Regions from separate parts of the Homo sapiens genome. Here regions 2 and 3 are each linked to region 1. Evidence: chromatin loops called from intact Hi-C (ENCODE). Cell type or tissue: OCI-LY7. All regions are shown on one strand.

Region 1 (8,000 bases):
GCCTTTCCAGCACCCCTCCCCTGCCCATCCCCAGCCTCTCCAGTGCCCACCCCCTGCAGGGCATGACACACAGCCGCGCCCCGTGGCTAGCTGCTTCTCCTGCCAGCAACTCCTTCCTGTCTGCTGGTCCCCACCACAGTGCCCCAGTGGTCTTGCAGCACAGTACCTCCAGTGAGACACCTCCCCATGAACAGAGGGTGGATTTTCAGTATGCTTTACTGGTGTGGCACCACAGCGACTTTTCCATCCAGTGACCCAAGGCCATCCAGGGCTGGATCGTAGCATAGTCCTGGCGGTGGGGGCGGGCAGCTCTTCCTTGGATGCTCTATCTTACCCTTAGGGGTGGAGGCTGCTCCTTATTTCCGCTATTCCTGTATCTGTTAGAGTTGTCTTCGCTTATTAGTAGCCAATCCCTCAGTACTCCAATCCCCTGCTAAAGAATTCTTTATATGAAACCTTCCTATGCAAGTTACTGTGTGGCTTCTCTCTCCTGATTGGACCCAGACTAACAGAGCAGCTTTCTCAGTTTCTCTGGGGAGAACCTTTCTGTATCACATGAATCCACATCTCCCTCATTTAAGAGGGAGTCCAGGGCTAGTGTCTGGTTCTATTCCAGAGTCCCATGAGGGAGACTCTGATCAGCCCAAGAGGGTCAGGTGATGACCTCCTACTCTGATCAACTCCACCCAGTGGGCTGGACTTGTGGGTGCCACAGATAGCCCTGTGGGTGATGGGGGGCTGTTAAAGGGTTCTTGTGAGCTGGCACGTTCCCAATGGGTGTCTACTACAGAACCCTGTTTATTAAAGACAAAAGTGGTGTATGGAAACCTGGGTTATGCTGATAACCTAAAATACCTGACCATTTCATGAACATGGGAAGAGTAGCAGTGACGCGAAAGTAAAACCGACATTGCAAAAGCTTCTACTGACTTTTGTTTCCTGCTGACTTTTAAAACAACATTTATACAATTTTGTCAGTTGTACCTCAATAAAACCGAAAAAAAAATTAAATGGTACAGCACAAGAACTTATAAGAACATTTTTCTATGCACCAGAGCATTTTGGTTGAAATTTTTTTTTTTTAAATTTCAATAGCTTCTGGGGTACAAGTGGATTTTGGTTACATGGATGAACGGCATAGTCATGAAGTCTGAGAGTTTAGTGCATCCATCACCCAGGTAGCGTACATTGTACCAAATATGTAGTATTTTCTCCCTCACCCCCTCTCACCCTCCCACTTCTTAGTCTACATAGCTCGTTATACCACTCTGTATGCTTTTGCGTACCCATAGCTTAGCTCCCACTTATAAGTGAGAACATATGGTATTTGGTGTTCCATTCCTGAATTACTTCATTTAGAATAATGGCCTCCAGCTCTATCCAAGTTGCTGCACAAAACATATTTTGTCCTTTTTATATGGCTAAGTAGTATTCCATGGTTATATATACTACATTTTCTTTTTTTTTTTTAAATTATCCTTTAAGTTCTGGGGTACATGTGCGGAACGTGCAGGTTTGTTACATAGGTATACATGTGCCATGGTGGTTTGCTGCACCCATCAACCCGTCATCTACATTAGGTATTCTACTAATGCTATCCCTCCCCTAGCCCCCCATCCCACCGACAGACCCCAGTGTGTGTTATTCCCCTCCCTGTGTCCATTGTTTCTCATTGTTCAACTCCCATTTATGAGTGAGAACACATGGTGTTTGGTTTTCTGTTCTTACGTTAGTTTGCTGAGAATGATGGTTTCTAGCTTCATCCATGTCCCTGCAAAGGACATGAACTCATCCTTTTTTTATGGCTGCATAGTATTCCCTGGTGAATATGTGCCACATTTTCTTTATCCAGTCTATCATTGATGGGCATTTGGGTTGGTTCCAAGTCTTTGCTATTGTGAACAGTGCCGCACTAAACATATGTGTGCATGTGTCTTTATAGTAGAATGATTTATAATCCTTTGGGTATATACCCAGTAATGGGATTGCTGGGTCAAATGGAGATCCTAAAGGAATCGCCACACTGTCTTCCACAATGGTTGAACTAATTTACACTCCTACCAACAGTGTAAAAGCATTCCTATTTCTACACAACCTCTCCAGCACCTGTTGTTTCCTGACTTTTTAATGATCGCCATTCTAAGTGGTGTGAGATGGTATCTCATTGTGGTTTTTATTTGCATTTCTGTAATGACTAGTGATGGAATTAGTTCTCTTAACCCTATTCCCTTTCTTCATCTTCCCAAAATATAACAGTATTTTGAGTTATGTGGCAGTCAGTATACTGGTCATTATAATGATATAAATCTTGTTTACTATAAAATTAAGTAGAATTTTATGTCCTTTCTTGTACAACTTTACGTTTTCCCTGGAATGACTAATTACCTTCACTTTAATTTGCCTTCTTCCTCATATACACAGTCTCATTTTTTCCCTTATGTTCTATGAGGGCTACTATTTTCCTGGTACCAAACTCATTGGAGCCTGATTTCTTTTTGCTTCAATTTGGCCTTGTTACTTTCTAGGCCTGCTTAGCACAGCTGTATTCCCCAGACTTCTTTTTTGGGTAACATCTGTGATTTTCTGGATCCCATGAACTCCTTGTTCTTGACTTACTCCTGAGTTTTGCTGGAGCTCACCCCCCAGTAGCTTCTTAAGGAAGGATGGAAGACAAATGTGTTAAGTCCTTTCACATCTGAAAATGTCTCTATTCTCCCCTACACTAGATGACTAGTTTGGCTGGAAATTCTGTGTTGAAAATATTTATTTCCACAGAATTTTGAGGGCATCACTCCGCTGTCTTCTAGCATCCAGAGTTACCATTTTGATTCTTGAGCTTTTGTAGTTGATCATGTTTTTTTTTTTGCTGATCTGTTTTTTTTTTCCCGGAAGTATTTATGATCCGCATATGCCAGCATCAAAGACTTAAAAGATGTTGTGCAGGAAACAACCTGTTCCCTGCAAGACCAAAGGCAAATATTTCATTATATGCAGATGTTATGATTGCATACTTGGAAACACAAAGAATGTCCATTGAAAATTATTACTAACAATAAGAGAATAGAATGTATATACAGTTGATCTGAAATTTGTTGATATATCTTGGCATGAGTTTAAACAATTGCTTTCATTGTTTTGGACCTTCAATGATTCTTTAACCTTGATATATGTGACCTTCAGGTTAGGGGCATTTTATGCTATTTCTTTGATTTTATTGGAACCTTATAATTCCATATAAACTTAAGATCAAGTTTTCTAGTTCTCCAAAGTCTTTTTGGAACTTTTCTTAGGGTCACGATAAAGTTTTAATTTAGGGAGATTTGACATTTTTATTACATAGAAACTTCCTATTCACAAATATATCTTTCTATTATTTCAAGTTTTCTTTTTATGTACTCCAGTAGAAATATATATATATATATATATATATATATATATATATATATATATATAAAATTTTTTTTTCTTTGACATGGAGTGTCGCTGTGTCGCCCAGGCTGGAGTACAGTGGTGTGATCTCGGCTCACTGCAACCTCTGCCTCCCGGGTTCAAGTGATCCTCCTGCCTCAGCCTTCAGAGTAGCTGGGATTACAGGCGCCTGCCACCACACTCAGCTAATTTTTGTATTTTTCGTAGAGATGGGGTTTCGCCATGTTGCCCAGGCTGGTCTTGAACTCCTGACCTCAAGCGATCCACCCGCCTTGGCTTCCCAAAGTGCTGGGATTACAGGCGTGAGTCACCGTGCCTGGCCAGAATAATAAAATTTTTATTGAATTTATTCTCAGTTCTTTTTTCTTTTTTTTGCTGTTATTACACATAGGATATTTTTACCATTATATTTTCTGCCTGGTTGTTTGCGTACGGAAATAGAATTAATTTTTGTATATTGATTTTGCATCCAGCCAACTCATCCTATTCTCTTATTGTTCCTAACAATTTTAATGGGCTCTGTCTTTCAAAGTATAGAATCATATCACCTACATATGAAAAATTTGCCTTCGTTTTTCCAGCGAATGGGGTCTTCTTTCCTCAACATCTCTGATGCTAGCATGTAGGATATCTATAGTCTTCTTTCCTTTTCTTTATTTTTTTCTGTATACTCCCAGACAACACGTTCCACACACAAATATATTTTTCTTCCAGAGACCTGACTGAATTCTCTAGTTTTTAATGTTTCTTGATTTTCAAGTATAAATCATTTCACCTGAAATAATAATATTTTGTTTTCCTCCTGCCCCCCAGTTTTAACCGCCTTGCCCCCTTTGAAGTCTTATATCTTGCCTGGGCGCTCCAAAACATTACATAAAAACGGTGAGAGCAGGGGCATTCGCATCCAGCTCGACTTTCATAGGAATGCGTCTGGCGTTTCAAACACTGTGAGGTTCACTATGGTTTTCTGAGTTGTCATTAAATTCAGGTTTGTTTAATTCCTGTTGACTAAAAATTTCATTTTCTTTTTTTTTTTTAATTACCAATCAATGTTACATTTTATCAGCGCCTTTGGTCATCTAACGGTCTGATAGGCCATTGCCATTGCACAGTGTTCTTCTAACGGAATTTAGAATCCTAGCTTCCGATGCTTTCTCAGAAGAAGAGCACGGGCGGTAGGAAAGAAGGACGCTTTCAGGAAGGATGGAGGGCCCAGGACGATTTCGCTCCCCGGTGGACGTGGAGGGCGGGCAGGGTCATCCTTTCTCCTGAAACTGGGGAGCCCTACGAAGGGGTTCCGGAGAAGACGCACGGATCTCGAATACCTCCCCGCCCGGCTGCCACTGGATGGCGCGCGCAACCTGCGGAACCACAGGGCGACATCCAGCTGCGGGCGGCGAAGGGAATTGGAGCGTGGACCTCTCCAGGCTTTTCATTCGCTGGTTCTGCCGGTGTCCCGCCTTTTCCATCTCCTCATTGGCTGTCGCCTCCGGGCCTGCGACTTTGCTCAGCCCCTCCGGGGAGTGGAATCGGGTGTGCAACAGGCCGTGAGGTCCGGCTTTGCGAGGAACTCCCATTGGTCAGTCAAACAGGAGTCCCACCCTCCTGGGCTTCCCATTGGTTGCTGTCCCACCGCTGCTCTCAGTTTCCCAGCGGCTGGGGATCTGGGTTTTCTGGGGGTGGAGGGGTGCAGTACGCTGCTGGAAGCTCGTTTCTCTTTCCACCGTTGTGTGCCTCGGGCTCGCGGTCAACGGGGCTGGACGAGGTTCAGAACCCTCCAGAGCGGCAGCTGTCCCCGGGGTGGGTTGTGGGACTCAACAGCCCTCAGGGGAAAATGGCGGGAGGCAGGTGGAGGTGTCTTCTTTGCACTGAAGACCTGGATACCCTGCTGCGGGCTGAACGGGAGGCTGGGGTGGAGCCCTGGCTCGGGTTATGGCCGGGGAGGAGACCACGCTGGGCGAGTGGGAGGCAGCCCCAGCCAGGGGCTGGAAGACCAAGTACCGGACCTTCAAGGGCCTTCTTGCACCCGCATCCCACAGTAAACAGGATACGTAGGTGACCGTCTAGAAAACTTGAGTTTCTCTTGACAAGTTGATGTGCCAGTTTTCGTATGCATTCAAATAAATATTTAGTAATTTCAACTTTGCGCTTTTAGCATTTTGGAGCTAGTAATAAATATTTTTTTTCTTTCAGGATTCAAGCATTTTATGAATCCTTGGAAAGTTTATAGGCCTGAGGCACAGGTGCCTGTAGTGGCTGGTGCATAAAACTGATTCTGTCTCCCAACCATCTCAAGGCACACACGCACTCCAGGTTGTCATGAAATCGCTGGGTTCTGACTCATGCAAAACAGACCAGTGGCTACTTATACACCAGGAGAGGCTGCCCAGCCTCGCTGCAGAGGCCCAGACCTGGGTCCTGTTGAATACACATACGCAGATAAAAGGCTGAGGTGACACACATCAGAATGGGAACAGGGAGGGCTCTAGATAATAAAAGTGAATGTAGAGTTTGTTTTAGAAGCCAGCCCAGGACTGGGACTGGGTACTGAGGCAGTGGTCTAGTCACAAGGGCTTGCGCCAGGAGGCAGAGGGCAGGGAGAGTTGGCAATGCCACATTGGCAAACTGGCAAAAGCGGCTCCAGCAGTGTCTCTTGCTCCATGTTTGGGTCACCATTCTGTTGCTCTGAACTGTGAACCACAAAGTTAACACAGAGCCTTATTGCTACGTCCAGGTAATTTGATATCGTATATTCTATGATCTCACATGGAGACATAAATAGGCTTATGCTGCTGGGCCAGAAAATCTGTGGAGGAAACGATGAACATCTGAAAGGATACACATCCAAACTATTAACAGTGGTTACTCATGTGATATCAAAGTGGACATGAGAAGTGGAAGGGCGCAGACTTATTTATTTATTTAGACGGAGTCTTGCTCTGTGGCCCAGGCTGGAGTGCCGTGGTGCGATCTCAGCTCACTGCAATCTCTGCCTCCCGGGTTCAAGCGATTTACCTGCCTCAGCCTCCCGCGTAGCTGGGATTACAGGCGCCCCCCCCCCCCACCACTCCCGACTAATTTTTGTATTTTTAGCAGAGTCTGGGTTTCACCATGTTGGCCAGGCTGGTCTCGAACTCCTGACCTCAGGTGATCTGCCCGCCTCGGCCTCCCAAAGTGCTGGGAACAGGCGTGAGCCACTGCTCCTGGCCTTATTTTTTTTAAAATTTTACTGTTGACAATATGCTTTTTAAAAACTAATACATATACATGAAAAAATAAGCCATGTAAATGGATAATTAGTGATAAGTCAGTCTCCTACTCTAGCGGGCGAGAGTCAGTTCCAGTCCCCTGTTCCCATTTCCAGGGGGAGCTTCTAAGTGTCTTGAGCATCCTTCACAACATGGTCTATGCAAATAGGCACTTTTGGATACACTTCTTACTTTTAACTTTCTGCATATTTGCATTGTTTGTTTTTGCAGGCAAGCCGATTAGAAAGCCAATTAAAAAACGTGTCAATGAATACTCAATAATAATATGGGTTAAGTAGGATGGGGTTTCGATTTTTTTTTCACACTGAAATGGCATCTTAGGTACCACTGCTGCGGGTCCTCAAAATATGCACTTCTCGTCATTTTCTTAAGAGCTGAGATCTGGATTCTGTGTGTGTGTGTGTGTATGTGTGTGTGTGTGTGAGAGAGAGAGAGAGATTGTTAGGCTAAGAAGATGTTTTTGGCTCATAGCTAAGTGGGTTGCTTGCCTGGTGGTGGAGGAATTGCAGGCCAGGCAGTGTGTCCTATGGCCTTGGAATGGACGAGAAAGGCCTGGGCTCCACTGAAAATGACAAGTTGTTTCACTCCACGGTCTCTGCTGCACCAGAGGGTGCGTGTGCCTTCATTCTTCAGCTGCTGTTAAAGCAAAGCTAGGCTGTGCTTCCGTGGCAGCCCTTTCCTTGTATTGCATTTCACCTTGCATGTTTGTGTGAGTGTAGAGACTATAATTTGATATGGCTTCTGAAGGCTTACAGTCAGGAAGTGGCAGCCACATCTTGTGTCAGTTGACTGTGGCCTCGGTCCTCTTACTCATCCATCATTCATTCAACAAGTATTTATCAAGCATTTACTATGTATGAAACAATTGACCCAGATACTGGGAAAACTGGTGAACAAAACCAGAATGTCTAATCAGGTGCATGCTGGCTGGGAAGGGCGAGGGTAGATGCTGAGAGGTTCTGCTTTTGAATGTTTGATACTGTGATTTCCCTTCCAAAAATACACAGTGTCGGCTTCCCTCTTGCAAGTTTTACCTCCTAAATTCCTCTCTGATCCTTCCTCTCCTTTATGCTTCTGTTACTGCCTCTTCAGGTGCTTCCCCTCACTTTGGCCAATTTAGCAGTCTCCTAACTGATCTCCCTGACTTCACCCTTCAGCCCTGTTTCACATGCATTGTTGACAATGCCACTTAACACAAAGCTGGGTGTGTCATTTCCATGCCTGAGACTTTTCATGGACTCTCTATTGTCTATTGCATACAATCCAAGCTCCTTAACTAGCCATAGGGGCCCTCAATGACAT
Region 2 (8,000 bases), 400 kb after region 1:
TTATCTCAAGAAACTATTATGAAGTGACAGCATTATTCATTTATTTAATAACCATCTACTGAGTACTGGTAGTGGGCATTTGTTATTTTGAGGCTGGCCTCCATTTCTGCTAAAAAGACCCAGATTATCCTTCAGGAAAATTCCATTTTTAGCCATATTATTTGGATAGGATTTGTCCCCATCCCCAGATCCACGAGTGAACTGTGACTGACTTAATCCAATCAGCATATTTTATTACTCAACTACGTAGTTCAGGGTTTCTGCAATAGGCATGTTACCAAGTCAGAAATGGTTATATGCAAAGACTCATTTGTTAGTTTGTAGGAAAGAGCAATCAGAAGAAAAATCTAAGAATATGACGGTGTGGTATAAGAATGTATAGTCTACAAAAATTTAATAATCAACTTGCTACCATAAGGAGAGAGTCAGAAGCTTCTGGAGAGACTATAGTGTGGAGCCTTAAGATGAAGCCAACGTTATGACTGGCCAGAAGGATGGAGAGAAATCACTGTGCCATCTCTTGAGCAGCTAGATCAAGCTTTGCCTGAAGTCAGAAACCTAGCCACTTTTCAGTTGCGTGAATAATTCTCTATGCAACACAATATTATACATAGCAATATAAATGAGTATTTAAAATCCACTAAAGTTGTTTTTTTCTGGGGGGTGCTTGCAACTGGAAGATACTTCCTATATACAGTGCAGTGTGCTAGACACTAAAGTGTAGTAAAATGAAGTATCTACCTTTGATAAGTTTAGAGTCTAGCCTAGGAACTCAGGATTATTATAGCACTATGAAAGCTAACCATCACATATAAAAGCATGGACCCCCTTCATTTCTTGATAAGAATGTCTATTGGTGTTTATAATGAGTATTGTGATATTCTTAAAAGGATTATTCTGGAGTGAACCTGAACAACTCACCAAAGAGAACCTGGGGAAATGAATGGAATCAGCATGTCCTTTTAATAGGCTCAGGTTATTTTAATATTTATATTCTGTAAATGAGGTGAGAGCCAAAGGCATCTTTCACACAGGAAAAAGCAATTTAGTGGGAAGTCCAACAGGGGTTAAGATCTTTGAAATAAGATGTTCTACCTCTGACAGTATTCTAGCTCTGACAGAAAACTGACATGAAATAGAATACCATCTGCTATTGCAGTTACGTGGCTACTGGTAAGAACTGAACAAAATAAGAGCTAAGTCAAGCTTCAACAGAGTAGTAACAGTCATGCCAACCAGCTAAGAGATATGCTTCAAGCAACATGAGTAGGACTTGATAAAGAATCCCTGAAGTATATGGGAGTTCCAGAGGCCAGAGGCATGGAAACCTCCAAAAAGCCAAAAACGAAAACTGAACAAAACCAGCCCAGCCAACACCTTGATTTTAGCACTGTGATACCCTGAGTATAGAACGCAGTCAAGCCCACATGGACTTCTGATCTACAAAACTTGAGTTAAGAAGTGGGTGTGGTTTTTAGCTGCTAAGTTTCCATTACTTTGTTACGCAGCAATTGAAAATGAATACAGCGTGCTTTACTCAAAGTCTGAGTCTCTATTGAATCCAATGTCACTTTATATAATAAAGCTTTTTCCTTAATGGTAACAAGAGAGAAACTGGAATCATTTTTAGGTGAAAGTTAAACATGTGAAATGACTGCACTGATAGAAATCTACATCTATATATACACACATTTATATTTACATATATATATATAACAGGACAAAAGGAAAAGGAGGAGGCTGTATCAGTTTCCCATTGCTGCTTACAAATTACCACAAACTTAGTGGTTGGCTTAAAACAACACAAAAGCATTATCTTAATAGTTACGGAGGTCAGAAGTCTATAATGAGTCATCAAAGCCATGTTCCTTTTGGAGGCTCTAGAGTAAAATCTATTTCCTTAATTTTTCCAACTTCTCAAAGATGCCTGCATTCTTTGGCTCATGGCCCCTTCCTCCATCTTCAAAGCCAGCAAGGTAGCATCTTTCAATGCTTTCCTTGTATAAGGGACCCTTGTGATTACATTGAACCCACCCAAATAATACAAGATAATCTTCCCATTTCAAGATCCCTAACTTAATTACATCTGCAAAGTCTCTTTTGCCATATAAGGTAGCATTCACAGGTTTTGGTAATTAGAATGTAGGCATTTTAGGGTGCATTATTCTGGTAATTAGAATGTAGACATTTTTAGGGAGCATTATTCTATCTACCACAGGGACTATTATTAAAACCAGTTCTTTGAATACACTTTAGGGAGTAGCAAAAAGCAGACTGTTTTATTTGGAAGAAAAAGGACTAATCAGACATTAAAACCTGTCCTCCAGAGAGTATTACTGAAGTATTTTTAAAGTATTTTACCTACCTAATACTTCAAAAAGAAGTACAGTTTTCTGTGCATGTTCACGCCAATACTTCATGCTTTCAATAACTGCAGAAATAATTCTTAAAGAACTAGCTTTTTCCTTAAACTGTAACTGATACAATGAGGTTTCCTTTTGAAAAAATAAGAAACATAGTATTAGAAAAATATTTGTTTTTTTCATCATACTCGTTTACCTTCTACGTAAAAATTCTAAGTCCTTACAATGGACAAGTGTGTAAAAAGAACTACTGAAAATTTTAGTATAGTTACTTCCCTAAAATAAGGCCATCAATACTATATTACAGATGGAGAAACCAGGGTGCACTTAGAGACAATCAAGAGGAGAATTATTTATATAGGTATTCATTCACTCATTCATTCATTGACTATTTTAAAGCATCATATGCCAGATCCTGTGACAAATATAGGTAAGGCCATTCCTTTCCCTAGTGCACTCACACTCTAGGGGACTCTAGGGAAGGAGCCAGACACATTCATTCATTCATTCGTTTCAAAAGTGTTTACTGAGCACCTACTACATGCCAAACATAGCTATTTAGGAAAAATTCATGGACAAAACAGTCAAGATATCTGTCCTCGAAGATTTTATTGTCTAGTGGAGGATTTAAAAAATAAGTAAACATATAACAGAATGTCAGGAAATGTACTTTTTTTTTAGGAAAAAAACACACAAGGTAAATGGAAAGAGAGAGAGATGGGGGTTATTATTTTAAGTGGGTTGTTGAATGAGGACAGTGGGAACAGCAAGTATAAAAGCCCTGAGATGGAAATGTTCTTAGCATTTTTGAAGATCAACTAAGAATACAGTGTGTTAAAATACTAATTTTCAAAGGCAAGGGGACGCTTTCCTTTGTGAGGGTGAGGGTTGTGAAGAACATATGATGGGACCTTTTTTCAAAATACAGGTAGTTTCTTCCCTCTTCCCCCGCTTAACGAAGATTCTAACATGCCTCCTGTTGATGATGGCCACAGTAAACCACTGTTACTAAGGTGATTATGTCATATAATTCTTGAGTACAAGGAAACATAAGATTGAGAACCACTGTGAAACATGCTTTATTAATCTTATTTCCAACAAAAAACAAAACATGCAAAAACAAATTTTACCCCGATGGCTTTTTGAAAAGATTGCTTTTTCAGACATAAGGGCAGAACAAAAACTAACAACTGTAAGAAGTTGTTACCATTCCTAGGCTGAAAGGACAAGAGGAGAAAATAAAAGTATCACGCCCAGGAAAGCTATACTCATGAAGGGGCTACATCATGCAGTGACACAGCCACTGCTGGTGATGTAACATTTAAGACAGGAGAAAGTGAGAAAACCCAACCTTTCCTCCCACCCTATGATGTCGTACCAGTGACTCCTACTGGCTGACCTCTAGCAAAAGCCAGCAAGTAAACAATCTCAGGATGATGCACTACATAGGACAGTTCAGCCTTCCACAACAGAGAAGGGCAGGTGAAGAATCAAGTGGGCCAAGGGGCCAGGGAGCAGAGATGAGGAATAACCAGCACACATAATATATAAATAACATTTACAAAGAGCAATCAGAGCACTGAGCGTAGAGAGGAAGTACAGTTGAGATACAGGTATAGGGAAGAATATAAACCAAAGCACAGAGTGTATGCTATGTTTAGAGAATTGTGACGAGTCTGAAGTGGCTAGAGCATTGGACAATTAGTAGACTATGAAATATGAGGCTACAAAGGTAGACTAGGACAAGATCATAAAGCAAAGGTCATAATAAGTTGATCATAAAGAAAACTATGGCCTGCAGTGCAAATCTAACCTGCTATCTATTTGTGTAAACATTTGTTGGAGGAGAGCAGTGTCCATTCATTTATGTATTGCTTATGGCTGCTTCCAAGCTACAGTGGCAGAGTTGAGTAGTATTGCTGAGTAGCTGCAACAGAGACAGTACGGCCCATAAAGCCAAAAATACTGTCTGGCCCTTTAAGAAAAATGTTTGCTGACCTCTGTTGAAAAATACTTAGAATGACATATCAAGAGCCTGGGTAACTTCATAAACAATGGATAAACTGTCTTTATCTTTAAAATGAGTGTAAAGTGAAAGTCAGAATCCAGCAGAAAACTCTAAAGTTTGAAAGGAAAAGGAGCAGCCATTCATACCCTCTAAGAAAATATTTTGGAAACTAACATTCATCCACTTCAATGGAACTGAATATTTATGCTAATCAAGTAATGTATGTCATGGAATTTATTTCAGGCGCTCTTATCTCTGTAGTTTTCTAAATATTTACCTCATATTTTTAAAAATGTAAATAAGTCATTAATTTGTATTTAAACATTTACCTTCAGGGTGTTGTCTTCTGGAATATCATCCAACATTTGTTTCTTATATTGATTTTGTTGAAAATTGGGCTTAAGTGTCTGTAGTGCACTGTTTTTGTCTAGCCCTCTCATTGTGCAGCCAGATATTTTTGATGAATGTGTTTGTCTGAGTAGCTCGGTTTCTTTGTTGCGAGATAAGTTAGGAGGTTCAGGTATTCTTAATTGTTTTTGTTGTTGAGCTCCCGAACTCACTGGACAAGAATTTTTTCCATCATTTGCCACTAAGTTTGTTCGTTTACATTGAGGCTTAAAATCATTTTTATTCCAAGTTTTCAAGCTGGTATTTTTGTTACCATCTCTGTAGCTGTAATAGTGCAAAAAAAAAGCATTTGTTTCTATATGGTTTCTTAATTACAAAAAAAATTAATAATGAAAAATTCATTTATATGGCAATTTATGACTTAGAAAGCACTTTATAACTAACTACTGAGAAATTCCAAATACATCACAACAACCCTACAATGTTGTACTACCTCTCTTTCCAGATGAGAAGACTGATCCCTAATGAGGAATTAACTTGTCCAAAGTCATACAGGAAATTACTCACAAGTCTAGAACCCAGGAAATACAAGATCTCCCAACTCAGAGTCTAGTACTACAAAGTATATTTTTAAATGATAGCATTCTTCATATGATAGTAGTTGTATCCAAGTGGTAAGACTTTGAGGGCATTTACTTGCTTCTTTATATATTCAATTTTAAAATTTTCTACAAAGTAAAATTTTAAGAAGTTAAACTGTGGCTTAGCAATGATTTTAAATCACAAGGAGAATACATATAAGCAGGATAGATAGCTATTAATATTTGATTAGAAATTTTGTGGTTTTACTGCACAGCTTAAAAGCCCTATAATGTATTTGGTACAGCATTTGTCAGCAACATTAAGTGTGTTATATCAGCTGACCAGAACATTATGCTAGATGCTAATGAGGCCAAAATCAAAAGCATAATTTCTGAGCAGCCTAGTTAGGAGTTCCACAGGAAACAAAACTAGTCTAAGTCACGAATTTTTTTTTTTTCTCTTGGAGACAGGGTCTCGTTCTGTTACCCAGGCTGGAATGTAATGGCAAGAACACAGCTCACTCTAGCATCAATCTCCCAGGCTCAAGCGATCCTCCCACCTCAGCCTCCTGAGTAGCTGGAACTACAGGTGAGTGCCACTATGCCCAGCTAATTTTTGTTATTTTTTGTAGAGACAGGGTTTCACCACGTTGCCCAAGCTGGCCACAAACTCCTGGGCTCAAGTGATCCACCTCCTTGGCCTCCCAAAGTGCTGGGGCTAGAGGCATAAGCCACCATTCCCAGCCCACAAATTCTTAATTCTCAGTAATTTTCCTGGAAATACCACAAGTATCACAAGAGGGCAACCAATACAACCCATCCCCTACTTAGGTAAATAATCCAAAAAGAGGTCTAGGTACACTGCTGACCAGGAACAAATCCAAGTTTTATGAGGTCTGAAGCTTGTATAATTTGGGGAACACTGTTAATTGGGTACAAAGTTAGTACAAAATAACGAGAAAAGAAAGCACAATTACAACAATTTAAGTTATAAACACCACAAACATCACGATACCCAGAAAAAAATTGTTAGAATTATTATAAATTAACTGCCTGATACTCCTTTATAGAAATTTTTTCCTACACTGATCACTTCTTCATACGACAATAATTTTGTAATTTTTTTGGACTCAGGCCAGTCTCAAACCCATGGGCACAAGTGATTCTCCTGCCTCAACCTCCAGAGTAGCTGGCACTACAGGTACGTACCATCACACGCAACAATTTTGTAATTTTATTTTCAATAAAGAGAACAGAAACACAATTTTGTCTTTCCTCACTCTCATGGTTATAGAAATTACTTTTATTATTCATAGTCTAGAAAAATTTATTTCAGCTTTACAACTCTCTGTTCAGCACATTTGTAGTAATGCCAAAGATCACTGATCACAGATCATCATAACAGATATAATAATAATGAAAAAGTTTGAAATATTGCAAGAAGTACCAAAATGTGACATAGAAACATGAAGTGAGCACATACTGTTGGAAAATGGCACCAATCGACTTGCTCAATGCAGGGTTACTACGAAACTTTGACTTGTAAAGAATGCAGTATCTGTGAAGTGCAATAAAGCAAAGTGCAACATAATAAGGTATGCCTATATGAGGAGAGGCTGAGTGGATTAAAGATCCAACTGTATGCTGTCTACAATGAACTCAGTTTAGATTCAAAGACACATAAAAGCTGAGAATAAAGGGATGGAAAAAGATATTCCATGCAAACAGCAACCAAAAGAAAACAGGGGTGGCTAAGTTTATGTCAGACAAAATAGACTTTAAGTTAAAAGTTGTTTCTAAAGACAAAGAAAGTCATTATATAATGATAAATGGGTAAATTCAATAGGAAGACATAAAAATTGTGAACATATATACATCCAATATCAGAGCACCTAAATATATAAAGCAAATATTGACAAATCTAAAAGGAAAAATTGACAGCAACATAATAAAAAAAAGAAAGCTCAATACTCCACTTTTAATAATAGATAAATCATCCAGACAGAAAAATCAATAAACAGTGAACTTGAACAACACTATGGATCAAATGGACCCAAAAGACATATATGGAATTTGCCAACCAACAGCAGAAGACTACACATTCTTCTCAAGCACAGATGGAACTTTCTGAAGGATAACTCACGTTAGGTCACAAAAACAGACTTAACAAATTTAAGAAGATCAAAATCACACCAAGTATCTTTTCTGACCATAATGGTATAAAACTAGAAATCAATAACAGCTAGAAAATGGAAAAATTCGCCAGGCATGGTGGCTTACGTCTGTAATCCCAGCACTTTGGGAGGCCGAGGTGGGCGGATCACAAGGCCAAGAGATCGAAACTGTCCTGGCTAACATGGTGAAACCCCGTCTCTACTAAAAATACAAAAATTAGGTGAGTGTGGTGGCATGCACCTGTAGTCCCAGCTACTTGGGAGGCTGAGGCAGAAGAATCACTTGAACCTGGGAGGCGGAGATTGCAGTGAGCCGAGATTGCACCACTGCACTCCAGCCTGGGCGACAGAGCGAGACTCTGTCTCAATTAAAAAAAAAAAAAAGAAAACCAGAAAAGAAAATGAAAAAATTCACAAATACAACAACACCCTCTTGAACAATCATTGATCAAAGAGGGAATTAAAAAAGAAAATCTTAAAATTATTGAGACAGAAACAAAACATAACATACCAAAACTTATGGGAA
Region 3 (8,000 bases), 490 kb after region 1:
TATCCAGGGTGGGACCCAGGAGTCTGTATTTGTGAAGCTTCCTGGTTGGCTCCAAAGTGCAGGCTGGACACAGAGCTGCTGTCTCTGGCTTCCTACTTCCAAAAAGCTGAGCCCTGGGTTACCCCAGGATGAGACATGGACTTCCTAGGACACCAACTCAAGACCCAAGAGGAAGGGACTGTTGGGAAGGACAGTGTCAGAGACCTGGCCTCACAAGACCCACTGGGTTCCCATCCCATCTGTCATGAGAGCCCAGGCAGAGAGCTTCTAGGGATAAGGCCAGGTCTCTCCGCCCCGCACCCCAGCCTATAAAAGCCCCAGGACGGTGGCCAAGCTGGGCAGCATCCAGAAAAGTTTTCTGGAGGACACGGAACAGAGGAGGGAAGCGGGAGACAGGTGCCTCCCCCGGGCCGGCCACAGCGGGCACACTGTCCCCTAGAAAACAAGGGGGTCCTGGGACCATGCTCCATGCAGGAAGCCTCCTCCCTGGGCTGGGGTGGCAGGGACAGCACCCGCCACAGTGGCACACAGGGAAGACGGCCTTGGAGAAGGCTCCTTCTGCAACCACAAGCTGACTCTTCAAAGCCCCAGCAAGCTGTGACCCTGAGGGTAGGCAGGAGCTGCGGGGAGGCAGACACACAATTCCTCCTCTGTTGAAGCCGTTCTCCATCTCCTCCTCCCCCACGGGAGAATCAAAAGGCCCCTTGTGGGTCCCAGCCCTGACCACTTGGGACAGGACCAAGGCCCTCGGGGCAGCTGACCAGGGAGGCGGGTACCCTGAGGCTGGCACAGCTGCGATTACTCAACAGTCACCACCCCCCAGTGTCCTCTGATGGCGTCCCAGGAGCCACAGCCTCCTCGCAGAGCGTAGAGACAGTGAGGCTGAGGAACACGCTTGGACCCCAGAATCAGTCCCCTGAGAAGAACATCTCAGACCAAGCCATGACACCGGCCCCTGAAAGAGATCTGAGCCCAGCCCTGCTCAAGTCTTCACCAAGGCTCCCAGCCAAGCCTCGATTTCTCAGCCACATCACACAAGGCAAGAAGGGCCCAAAGCGGCCACACTCTTGGCTGGGGACCTGGCACAGAGTTCCAACCGCACAAACAGGCTGGGGTCTCCCCATAATTGGGAAATGGCAGCATATTAGCGCTGCGCCCGCAGCAGCCATTCTGGAACTCCCGTCCTCGTGAGAGGCAGAAGGCCCCAAGGGCCACCCACTGCTGGGGCTATTGTGTCACCTCAGCCTCAGGCTCCCCCAGCCTAGCCCTCCCAGGACAAGAGATGGAAACGCGGCGTATTAGGGACTGAAGTCTAGAGAGTGGGCTGCATCGCACCAGCTCCGCGTGGCCCCTCAGAACAAACCTGCCTCCGGCCGCCACGCCACTGCAGTTCTGGACCCAAGGCTGGGACCTTCTCAAGGCTGAGGCTGTGGTTTGTGAATCCCCAGTAAGGCCCCCGGGGCTGAGAGGGTGGCAGCTGTACCTCCTGACCTCCCGACCTCCTGCCTCCCCACGCCCCATGGCCCCACCTCCGCCTTGCCCATCTTGGCGGCCAGCTGCAGCGGCGTGAGGCCATCGTTGTTGCGAGTGGTCTCCAGCTCCCAGTTGCCACTCCGCAGTAGGATCATGTCGTACATGCGCTTCACAAAGTCATTCTGCGTCTTGAAGTCCTCGGCCACGGTCACCAGGGCGTGAAGGATGTTGTTGCCTCGTGAGTCCCGCGAGGTGATGTCCGTCTGCTCGTGCTCCATCAGCAGCTGCACAATCTCGGGCTGGTTGGTGCATGCTGCCAGGGCCAGGGGCGTCTCACCTGGGGGATGAGCGCACTGAAGCTTGGTTCTCTCATGGGCCGGAAGCAGCGTCCCCCAAGCCCCAGGACTGGGGCCCATATCCTATCTCAGCAGGATGGGCACCTCAGGTTCCCTAGCCCTCTCCCCATCTTCCGCTTCTACGGGGAAGAGTGAAGCTAGATCACTGCGGTAGCCTCCTAACTGGCCTCCCTGCCTCCACCCTGGCCCTTTAATACTCTGCTCAGCACAGCAGCCAGACCAACCTGTTAGTGCCTCCCCCAGAATGAAAGCACAGGTTCCAATGACAGCCCACAAAGCCCTGCATACTCTGACCTCCTCTCTCCATCACTCACTCCCTCCTGCTACAACGGCCTTTTTCCACCTCCTCCAACACGCCGCCTGGGGGCCTTCGCTCGGCTGTCCCCTCTGCCTGTAGATAGCCCAGTCACTTTCTCCCTCACCTCCTTCAAGTCCTTGCTCAAATGTCACCTTTCAGTGAGCCACCCTAACCACTCTATTTAAAATTAAAATCCACCCTCCTCTTGTCCCAGACAGAACTCTTGGTTCCTTGTCCTCTGCTTTACTTTTTTTTTTTTTTTTGAGATGGAGTCCTACTCTGTCGCCAGGCTGGAGTGCAGTGGTGCGATCTCGCCTCACTGCAACCTCTGCCTCCCGGGTTCAAGCTATTCTCCTGCCTCAGCCTCCTGAGTAGCTGGGACTACAGGCGCCCGCCACCACGCCCGGCTAATTTTTGTATTTTTAGTAGTGATGGGGTTTCCCCATGTTGGCCAGGATGGTCTTGAACTCCTGACCTCGTGATCCACCTGCCTTGGCCTCCCAAAGTGCTGGGATTACAGATGTGAGTCACTGCACTCGGTCTACTTTGTATTTTTTAAGAGCACTTATCATTTCATATCATAGTATATAAAATTCTTATTTATAGTGCTTATTACCGATGGTCTCTCCCTGTCTAGAATGTAAGTTCCATGAGGGCAAGGATCTCTATTTTGTTCACTGATACATTTCAAGTACCTAGAACAGTGCCTGATGTAGACAGTAAGTGCTCAATAAATGCTTGTTAAGAAAAAATAAGGCAAGTGACTCACATGAGGTCACACAGCAAGCCTGGGACACGACCAGCTCCGGACACCAGGTCTTCAGCTGCCTCCCCTCTCCTCGCCCCACCCAACAAATGCTTCCCAACACCAGGTCCAACCAGCTCCTATGCAGGGCAATGGGGACACACGATGAACTGGACAAGACCCCGTTTTCCAGGACACCCACACCTGGACACGCAGGGCTGCCCAGAGCACAGACTAGCTAGTCCTGCTGATTAAAAAACCACCCAGAAGATAGTCCCAGCTACTCAGGAGGCTGCAGCATGAGAATCGCTTGAACCCAGGAGGCAGAGGCTGCAGTGAGCCAGATGGCACCACTGCACTCCAGCAGCCTGGGCAACAGAGTGAGACTCCATTAAAAAAATAAAAATAAAAAAAATAACACCCAGAAGAGAAAACAGATGGGTGATCATCAGTCAGGCAAGACTGGGTGGCAGGAGGGGTCTCCTCTGCAACAAAGTTACACAGAGAAATTTTTGTGTGTGACGGAGCCATTTGTTCCCTGTTCTGACTGCAGTGGTGGTGAACCAACTCGACGCACTGTGAAAATGAACAGAACTGTCCTCTAACACGGGTGACTTTCACTATATCTAAATTATGCATTTCAATTTTTTTTTTTTTTCCTAGAGCATCCTAACCCCAATTGCTTCTGGACTCTGTGACTTGTGAGGCAGGGGAGTTCTGCCCTCTCACTCTCGACTCCCTGTCTGCAGTCCTGAGATGCACTGGGCCCTGGCACAGAGGTCAGAGCTGGAGGCCAGGACACCTAAGTCAATGCCCTGCTACCCTGGGGCAAGTCCTTTCCCTTCACAGAGCCATCTCCTCGCCTGTAAAATGGGGCTGCCTCCTCAGCCTCCCTCCCAGGTCTCTGTTCCCTCAGAGAGCTACCCAGGACAATGCTTCTAAGACCACCAGGTGACACCACCGGAACATGGACTCCTCCCCCAACACCTCCTCCCAGCCCCTCCTTCTCTGGTCCACCCTGGTGTCCTGCTCAGATGGACATGCCCAGCCTCCTCCCCTCCTGCCCCTCTGGGGCACCAGAGCTTCTTAAGGCAGGGACAGTGTGGGTGGAGCTCAAAGCGGGGTGGCCCCTCCCTTCCTCCCTCCTTCCTTCCTTTCTCTCCCTCCGCCCTCCTTCCTCCTCCCTTCCTCCCTCTCCCTCCTCCTTCTCCCTTCTGTCTCCTGCCTCCCTCCTCCCTCCCTCCCCCTCCTTACTCCTCCTCCCTCTCCCTCCTCCCTCCTCCCTTCCTCCCTCCTTCCTGCTTCCCTCTTCCTTTCTCCCTCCTCCCTTCCTTCCTCTCCCTCCTCCCTTCCTTCCTCCCTCATCCTTCCTGCTTCCTTCCTCCCTCCTCCCTCTCCCTCCTCTCTCCTTCCTGTTTCCCCCTCCCTTCCTCCCTCTCCCTCCTCACTTCCTTCCTCCTTCCCTCTTTCTTCCCCCCTCCTCCCTTCTTCCCTCCTTCCCCTTCCCTCCCTTCCTCTCCCGTCTCCCTCCTCCCTCCTCCCAGACTCCGCACCGGGCGGGGGCGGCACCCACCGAAGTAGAAGCCTTCGTGTTGGTACTTGGGGTTGAAGAAGGCCCCCTTGGCGTGCGCGTTGACGTCGGCGCCGGCGGCGATGAGCAGGGCTGCGATGTCCCCCTGCCGCCGCTCGATGGCGATGTTCAGCGCCGTCTGCCCTGCGGAGCGGGCGGGGACGCGCGGGAGCCTCAGCGCCGGGCACAGGGGCCTCTTGCCCACCCGCTCTGGCCTCCATACCCTCCCCGAACCCACGGGGAGATCAGAACCCTGGTCTGTGTCGCCAGCTACCAGGAATCCCAGCTTTGTTCTTTGCTTCCTTCATGCCTGCGCGGACCCAAGAAATGTTTGTGGAGCGCCTGCTCCGGGCTCCGGCCCCAGGCGCTGGGGGTCAGTGGGTGCCCAAGACGCAATCTCGATTATTTTCCTCAAGAAGCCCGCAGTGTCACTGAGAACGAGGTGCTACGATTCAGAGGGGTGCAGGAGCTGCGGTACCCAGAGCAAGGGCCCTTCACAGCCAGAGAGCGTCAGGGGGCTTCCCAGAGCTCTCTAACCTGGGACCTCAGAAGTTTAGCGAGGCGGTGTGGGGCCAGCTCATCAGCCAGGGCAAGAGGGCAGAGCTTGTGCTAAGGGCCAGAGTCACAGACGGCCTTGAATTAGGAAACTGGCAGGACGAGAATGTAGGGCTCGGTGCATGGGTGTTTTCAGACCTCTCTGGCTGCAAAAGTGGAGGATGCGTTAGAAGCAGCCGAGACCAGTGAAGGAAATGATGAGGCCTGTAATCCCAGCACACTGGGAGGCCAAAGCAGGTGGATCACCTGAGGTCAGGAGTTCGAGAGCAGCCTGACCAACATGGTGAAACATGGTCTGTACTAAAAATACAAAATTAGCCGGCCGTGGGGGCGCATGCCTGTAATCCCAGCTACTTGGGAGGCTGAGGCAGGAGAATCGCTTGAACCCAGGAGGCAGAGGTTGCAGTGAGCCGAGATTGGTCCATTGCACTCCAGCCTGGGCAAGAAGAGTGAAACTCCATCTCAAAAAACAAACAAACAAACAAAAAAATGATGAGGCCTGGACTAAGGGGAGTTGGAGGGCACATGAAGGGTGGAGAAAGGAGGAAGCCCAAAGACCCTCTGGAGAAAGAGCCTTCAGGATGCCCGGCTGGGAAGAAGGGTGTCTCAGGTAAGATCTAGGTATTCAGCCCTGGCGGTGGGTGAATGATACGCTGGTGACACAGCAAGAGGAAAGAAGGGTAGCGGGAGAGACACTAAGCCTGCTGGAGACCAGAGAACTTCCAGATGGAAGGGACCAGAAGGCTGGAGTGGGGGAAGGGTCTCGAAATGCACCAACAGAAACAGCAGTTTCCAAAGAGCTGCCGCTGTGTCATAAACAAACATAGTCTTGGTGGATTAAAGAACCAAGCTTTAAGACACATTAGAAAGTTTGTTTATAGCTAACCTTTTGGTAGGGAAGACCTTCTTAAGCAGGATCCAAAAGGCAGAAACCATAAAGAAAAGGCTGACATATTTGCTTACATAAAGGTTTTTGGTTTTGGGGGTTTTTGGTTTTTTGTTTGTTTGTTTGTATGTTTGACATAGGATCTTGCTGTGTCACCCAGGCTGGAGTGCAGTGGCGTGAGCATAGCTCACTGCAACCTTGAACTCCTGGGCTCAAACGATCCTCCTGTCTCAGCCCCCCAAAAGCTAGACTTTCATATTTGGCATAAGAAATGCTCTAAGACATACAGTTAATCAAACAAAGCAACTTGTAGAATACAGACGTGATGGTCCTATTTTATGTTAGATAAGTAAATAAAACTATTTCTGTGTACATATATACACACACACGTGTGGACTACAGGCCTGCACCACCACTCCCGGCTTATTTTTAAAATTTTTTGTAGAGACAGGATCTTGCTGTGTTGCCCAGGCTGGTCTTGAATTCCTGGGCTCAAGCAATCCCCCTACCTCGGAGATTTCTGTATTTCCGAATGCATCCTAATGAAAGTTAAAGACAAGTGATAGGCTGGGGAAAATATTTGAGATATATAAAAAGGCAATGTGTTTTAGGGCCGGGCGCGGTAGCTCACACCTGTAATCCCAGCACTTTGGGAAGCCGAGGCGGGTGGATCACTTGAGGTCAGGAGTTCGAGACCAGCCTGGCCCACATGGAGAAACCCCATCTCTACTGAAAATACAAAAAAATTAGCCAAGTGTGGTGGCGGGCACCTGTAGTCCCAGCTACTCAGGAGGTTGAAGCAGGAGAATCACTTGAACTCAGGAGGCAGAGATCGCGCCACTGTACTCCAGCCTGGGCTAGAGAGCAAGACTCTGTCTTTTTAAAAAAAAAAAAAAAAAAAAGGCATGCCAGGCACGGTGGCTCACACCTGTAATCCCAGCACTTTGGGAGGCTGAGGCGGGCAGATCACGAGGTCAGGAGATCGAGACCATCCTGGCTAACCTGGTGAAACTCTGTCTCTACTAAAAATACAAAAAATTAGGCGGGCGTGATGGTGAGTGCCTGTAGTCCCAGCTACTCGGGAGGCTGAGGCAGGAGAATGGTGTGAACCCGGGAGGTGGAGCTTGCAGTGAGCATGCCACTGCACTCCAGCCTGGGCAATAGAGCAAGACCCCGTCTCAAAAAAAAAATAGAAAGGCATTGTGTTTTTAAAAGTCTATAATATATTACAAGCGCCTATGAATCAATAGAAAGACAAACAGTCTAAAAGAAAACTGAGAAAAGATTATAAACAAGCACCTCACAGAGGAGAAAATACACACAGTGAATAAACAAAGTGAAAGATGTTTGGAATCACTGGTGGTCAGGAAAATGAAAATTAGAACCTAAAGAGTTAACCCTTTTCACCCACCAGACTGGAAAAGAACAAAAAAAAAAAAAAAAGGATAATTTGCAGTGTTAGTGATAAGTAGGAGAATGAGTATTTCTGTACACCGTTGTGGGGAGAGAGTAAATGAGTATCTTTTAGAGACAAATTTGGCAATAACTATTATAACTTTATTTTATTTATTTAAAAAAAAATTTTTTTTTTTGAGATGGAGTCTCCCTCTGTTGCCCAGGCTGGAGTGCAGTGGCGCGATCTCGGCTCACTGCAACCTCCGCCTCCCAGGTTCAAGTGATCCTCCTGCCCCAGCCTCCCAAGTAGCTGGGATTACAAGCGTGCCCCACCACGCCCTACTAGTTTTTGTATTTTTAGTAGAGATGGGTTTTCACCATGTTGGCTAGGCTGGTCTGGAACTCCTGACCTCAAGTGATCCACCTGCCTTGGCCTCCCAAAGTGCTGGGATTACAGGCATGAGCCACTGCGCCTGGCCACTATTATAACTTTAAATATGCATGCGGTTGAACCCAGATATTCCAATTCAAAATATTTTCTGAAACATATGTGCACCTGTGCACAGGGTCATAGACAAGATCGTGCACTGTGACATTGTCACAACACAGCTGGAAACACCTGACTGTCTGTCAGTGGGGGAGTGGTGAAATTAGCCAAGGTGCAGCCGCAATTGCAGACGAATCTGGTGAAAAGAAGCTAGACTTTCATATTTTGGCATAAG

Evidence for each region. Hi-C counts contacts between places; a loop is a spot of excess contacts. Peaks named below come from ENCODE experiments on the same cell type or tissue, not always from the same donor. Only the 100,000 strongest peaks of a DNase experiment are listed, where the experiment ranks them.
Region 2: it touches region 1 in a loop (5-fold over the local background); 2 of 110 quality-filtered maps call a loop at or near these places.
Region 3: a loop joins it to region 1, with 4 times the contacts of the local background. A loop is called at or near these places in 3 of 110 quality-filtered maps.

The regions. Positions count from the first base shown.
Region 1 is chr17:3,044,086-3,052,085 of GRCh38, forward strand. No RefSeq gene overlaps it. Among named protein-coding and RNA genes, the nearest start is that of OR1D5, 16 kb to the right of the region's middle. In OCI-LY7, CTCF peaks have their summits at 8 (motif pointing left) and 4,778 (motif pointing right); a DNase peak (open chromatin) is centred at 4,926; H3K4me3 peaks cover 1,623 bases; H3K27ac peaks cover 586 bases.
Region 2 is chr17:3,444,107-3,452,106 of GRCh38, forward strand. It overlaps SPATA22 (spermatogenesis associated 22), which reads right to left. Exons shown (of 9, transcript NM_001170698.2): 6 at 4,701-5,043; 7 at 2,366-2,495. Among named protein-coding and RNA genes, the nearest start is that of OR1E2, 14 kb to the left of the region's middle. In OCI-LY7, CTCF peaks have their summits at 3,752 (motif pointing left) and 3,952; a DNase peak (open chromatin) is centred at 3,745.
Region 3 is chr17:3,531,128-3,539,127 of GRCh38, forward strand. It overlaps TRPV3 (transient receptor potential cation channel subfamily V member 3), which reads right to left. Exons shown (of 18, transcript NM_145068.4): 7 at 4,446-4,586; 8 at 1,530-1,810. Among named protein-coding and RNA genes, the nearest start is that of TRPV3, 23 kb to the right of the region's middle. RefSeq lists a silencer at 4,622-4,671. In OCI-LY7, CTCF peaks have their summits at 4,572 and 4,772; a DNase peak (open chromatin) is centred at 4,524.